Linked DNA regions of Mus musculus: region 2 is linked to region 1. The links are chromatin loops, found by intact Hi-C in ENCODE. Cell type or tissue: gastrocnemius. All regions are shown on one strand.

What was found. Hi-C counts contacts between places; a loop is a spot of excess contacts. Peaks named below come from ENCODE experiments on the same cell type or tissue, not always from the same donor. Only the 100,000 strongest peaks of a DNase experiment are listed, where the experiment ranks them.
Region 2: it touches region 1 in a loop (10-fold over the local background); 15 of 42 quality-filtered maps call a loop at or near these places.

Annotation. Positions count from the first base shown.
Region 1 is chr5:89,220,775-89,223,274 of GRCm38, forward strand. Slc4a4 (solute carrier family 4 (anion exchanger), member 4) reads left to right here. Exons shown (of 27, transcript NM_001359211.1): 22 at 2,422-2,490. Gm35855 (a long non-coding RNA gene) reads right to left here. Exons shown (of 3, transcript XR_003955749.1): 2 at 1,591-1,908; 3 at 552-707. Among named protein-coding and RNA genes, the nearest start is that of Gm35855, 3.8 kb to the right of the region's middle. In gastrocnemius, a CTCF peak has its summit at 1,092; a DNase peak (open chromatin) is centred at 1,093.
Region 2 is chr5:88,888,192-88,890,691 of GRCm38, forward strand. All of the region lies in intron 1 of Slc4a4 (solute carrier family 4 (anion exchanger), member 4), which reads left to right. Among named protein-coding and RNA genes, the nearest start is that of Slc4a4, 2.2 kb to the left of the region's middle. In gastrocnemius, a CTCF peak has its summit at 1,343; a DNase peak (open chromatin) is centred at 2,148; H3K4me3 peaks cover 962 bases; H3K27ac peaks cover 48 bases.

The DNA.
Region 1 (2,500 bases):
CCACTATAACATGGGATCTCATTTTTTTAGAGACTTTTTTTTGGTAGAATTCATTATTTATTTATATTGTCACACATTAGCCTAGGATGGCCTTGAACTCATATACTCATGGCAGTCCTCCTGCCTCAGCCCCCTAAGTGCTAAGAGAACAAGCATGAACTCCCACATCCTGGGTGGCTCTCCGTTTTACAAGCCTTCTTCTTCTTCCTTTGACAACTTTGTTTTGATATGTAGTTCTAGTATAATTTTTACACATTGACCTTCTGACAGGATCTGTGAACTAAGTTCTATAAAATATACCCTCTACCCCAACAACTCTGTCAGGTTTGTTAGGAGTTTCATTCTAGGATTTGTATTGATACGTATTGTTGTGAAGAAAATGAGAATATCATAAGCATTTGTATTATGTTGAAGCTGATCAGAAATGTCAACTTCACAGATTTTCTTCTATGTACTATTTTCTTCCAACTGACATATATATATACATATATATATATACATATATATATATATATATATGCATATGTGTGCATACACACACACACACCCCTTCCTATACCCAGTTATTTTCTTCCTTACATCCATCCATGCCATTCTGTGTCATAGATCAGGTGAAATTTGTTAACATAGTTCAGAGAATTGATCTAAGAAGGCCCCAGGCACAGTGTTCCGGCACAGTGTTCCTCTGCTATAGTAGTAGAAACACACTACAAAAAAAAAAAAAAAATCATTAGTTAAGCTCAGGGAAGGATAGACTCTTCTGACACTTCTAATCCAGAGATATGCTTTACCCAGATCAAAAAGAAAACACTGAGGAAACCCAGGTAGCTCTCCACGAATCAACTGTTCTTTCCTGCACCCCTTTCTCATGCTTGAATGTACACAATAAATGGAAAAGAAATCACAACATGTTGAGAGGAAAGAGATACCTTAGAAATGAATCAGAGATGGAAATTTGATCCTTTGCTGGTCTTATGTATTTATTATTGGAAAATGCACATAAAGAGTTGTAAGTCACATCAGCACTCACATGCTAAGAGAAATGGGGGCTTGTGTTTGAGCACCAGTGGCCTGGGTGGGATATGTCTACCCCTCTGTGGCCACTGCTGGGTACTACAGCCCTGCCCTCCTGCCCACTTCAAGCATTCAGTTCCTTTTAGTTTTTGGTCTTTTCTGAGCTCATGGGTAAAGTTCATTACGATGCAATTGTTAGTCCCTTCTAGAGAAAACCTTTGACAGTTAGTTCATAGATGTGTATTTTCTCCATTGAAACTTAAGCATTCCTGTGAGTCACCAGTACCAACTGGAGACAGAGGCAGTCTATTTTAGAATTCACTAGTTCTTTAGTGTGGTCAGAAGGTCCGAGGCACAGCAGCATCAGGCAATTGCAGTAAGATGGGTCTACAAATGGTGCTTCATTAAATACATGCCGTAGTTTTAAAGTTCTGCTCTTTAAGGAATATTTCGCCTTCTGGTTAAAATGGTCTACTGCATGTGGATTTGCTGACTGGCCCTAATTACTTTTCTATTTTAGTATTTTAGTTTTGTCCTTCAGTTGCTTGAACTTCTTTTCAAACCCAAGGCTGATACCTTTGTCATCCAGACAGAAGACTTCTCGGAATTAGAATATTGATTCTCAAATGTGATTTGCTTGCATTTTACCGGTTCAGGGGAAAGTAAAGTGTACATGTTGGATTAGAACTTCTCATTGCTAAAAAACAAACAAACAAACAAACAAAAAAAAAACCTTCGTGTTGGTGTAAAGGGCGTTTTACTAAATAATGCATAACATATTAATTGAGTTTTGAAAGGCTTGCATTATCCTTATCCGTATGTGTAATTAATTGCTCCCAGATGCGTCCTGCTCCTTCCAAACCGTGCTCCCATTAGTTTGTATTCTTAGAGTCCCTAGAAGACAAAGGGGTGGTCAGTTGATGTTTCCTTTACTGGAAGAGGCATTTACCCTCCGAACTGATAGATCATTTGGCAAAATTAGTAAGGACAAAACCAACAGCCTGTTACAAAAGGATCTTGGATCCAGAGTGAGGCCATTTGCTACCTCTGCATGTACCTCCTATCCCACGCAGACATCTGGGTTGCATAGTCTATTGCTTTTAAGAGCAAAGGAAAGCCAAAACAGTTTCCCCATTTAAAAAAAAAAAAGTATTATTGAGGTCATGTGTGCCCATTCTTTAAAAAGAAGAAACAAAAAAAATGAAGTTTATTTGAATGTTCCCTCTATCTTTATTTATTTCTACTGCTGGGCTTAGAATCTTATCAATTGACGAGTTAAAAGCACTCATTTGAGGTTGCTCTGTTATGCTGTGCTTTAGTTTCAGATGTAGCCTTTATTTAAGTTATTCCCCTTCCTAATTCTTTTCGCTGTTGTTTGTAACCGGTTTCCACTGGTTTACTTCCCAGTTTATCCCGATGCCTGTGCTGTATGGTGTGTTCCTGTATATGGGGGTGGCCTCACTTAACGGTGTGCAGGTAAGCTTCC
Region 2 (2,500 bases), 330 kb before region 1:
TTGGGAAACGCCAAGAAAGCATGTCTGCCTTGGCTCTAGCAAGTAGAGCCCTTCTCGGTTCCCTGTAAAGGTGTAGCTTTGCCTTTCTCCACTCCTAGAGGCCCCACCTTCTCAGCAAGATTGCCTGCAGCAAGTTCTTCCAGTCTGAAGTTCAAGTGCTCAAAGCACCTTTCTCTTCCCCTTGCCACTTAACTTCTCTCTCCCTTTTCACTTCAGTGCTAGACAGACTTGCTCTGGGTGAGAACTCCCCGACGCTGGGCTGCAATAACACAGTCTCGAATCCTGGAAAGGCTCTTTCTTAAGGCGCTGCATCGAACTTCCCTTTCTTAATCAGGGACTTAGGGTTGCGATATTATCTGAATGGAAGTGTGTATTGCTCACTAGTGCCTATACTCACTGTGATTTGAAGAGATTCTCTCTGGCAGCCAGTCCTGTGCTCAGCGGCTCAAAGACTTAAAAATAAATGTTTCTAAGAACCCTGGTCCTTGTGTTTGTCACATTAGCGAAATACTTTCCAGTCATTATTGTACCTTAGACTGGGGCTATTTGTACTTCATTCAAAGGAAGCGTGCCTGCTTTGTAAAGCTTTCATAGCAGAGAAAAACTTTTACTTTCATTTTAAAGTTAAATCTAAACAGGATTCTGATCTCTCACATTAAATGGTGAAATTTAATAGTTTTTACCATATCTCCAGGTATAGGTGAGATGGTACAAAACTCCCATACCTAGGTAGGATAGGAAACTTCTGCTATGAATTCTTGAGGTATAGGGCACATATATGGATGGGGTGAGAGACAGAAAATGGGATATTTTGGTAGTGCCAGGTATATTTGAGAAAGCAGAAAGCCTCATCCCTTTCTGTCTTACAGCATGAAAATGTCAGTATCATTATCTGGTTGAGGACTATTTTTGAAGACATGCAAGGCAGGTGCACTTTTCAGGTGGCCAGAAGTATGCTCAATTTGCTGATGTGTTCCGTTTGGTTCACTTTGTCAACATAAGAGAACTCGCAGTGTATGACAACAAGTGCCATCATTTTAAACGAAGACATTTGGATTTATAGAGATACTGTATAAAAGGAAGACAGGCAACTGTAGTGGAAGGAAAAAAAAATAAAAAATGTGTTGGAAGCCAGGCAACCTTTGGGACATCTCCCAGCACACCCTGGTGGTAATCTCATTTTTCACTGAGCTCTGGCAAGTGCAATTTGAAGATTCTGATCTCTTGTTCTGATAACATGCACGATAGTCTCTAGCTCACAACTTAAAGGAAAACAGCACTTAAGGAAGGAAACACACTGGTGAATCACTGTAGGTAATCAGGTTTCCCTGCCTGCCTTTGAGGGCGCTGCAGTCCATGAGGACTGCTATTGTTAGGGGAGCCAGTCCTGGGAGAATGCACTGCTGCAGAAGTGTGGCCAGGATACTCTGTCAGCTTGTTCCCTGATGTTCCTTTTAAACGCTAGGAATAAAGGCTTAAGTCTGGATTTGATGCATAGTCAGGTCTCGGTTGGAATGAACAAGTGGAAGATGATTAAGGTTTCCAAGTTTGTTTGTTTGTTGTTTTTTTCCATTCCAAAATGGAAGAGATCAGGGTACATGACTGATTGGTCCGAGGAAGCTGTAAACAGACCACTTATCTTATTTGATGTTGCTTTTTTTAGGACAACTTGAAGACCCATGAAATTTGTTTTTAATGGAACCCTTTAGCAAAAATGAACAGTTAGAGAAGACCCAGGAACCAAATAGGACTTTACCAAACTAGATACTATGACTCTTGCATATAGGTATTTTAGGGGATAAATTCTGTTTCTTTGATATAAGGTCAGGGGTACGTTGGATACAAATATTTTTTGCTTAACTCCTCACGTTCAGACACTTAGTACATTTTGGTCATAGATGTTTGGGTCCTAACTTGAAGTCATTTCATGTACCCACCACTGCACGAGTTTAGCTATTTTTCCAGCCATAGATGTGGATACTTTTTCACACAGCGCTGTCTAATCTGCATAGTTACACACAAAACCACACAAATTCAGAGGTGGCTCATTTTATTTTATCTTCAGCCACATTGACTACTATCACAATGGCTCCGAGGCTATGCCTTGTACTGCATTTCTCTGGCCTCAGCAGAGAGTGCCAAGACAGTTGGCAAGGCCCCAAAGGAAGATGAGAGTGTGAATGGCCATGCCTTTATTTACCTGCTGTGAGATGGGAGAGGGAAAAATGCTTCCTCTAGTCTTCTACAGGAAGTGCACAGGGGTAGACTCCTTAGTAATAATGTCTTTGTTGCCCCTGAATTAGGAGCTGTATCGAAAACGGATGGCAGTGGAAATAGTAACAACAGTTATGGTGAAACTGTTATTCATGTGTTGTTTGTGGGAGCCAAAACGCAGTCTTCTTCCCTGAAAATCAAGCAGATGGAAGAGGTTTTTATACTTAGCTGGGAGACTCAAAAAACCAAGACAGTGAACTTTTAAAAAAACTCCCTGGGTAGTTAT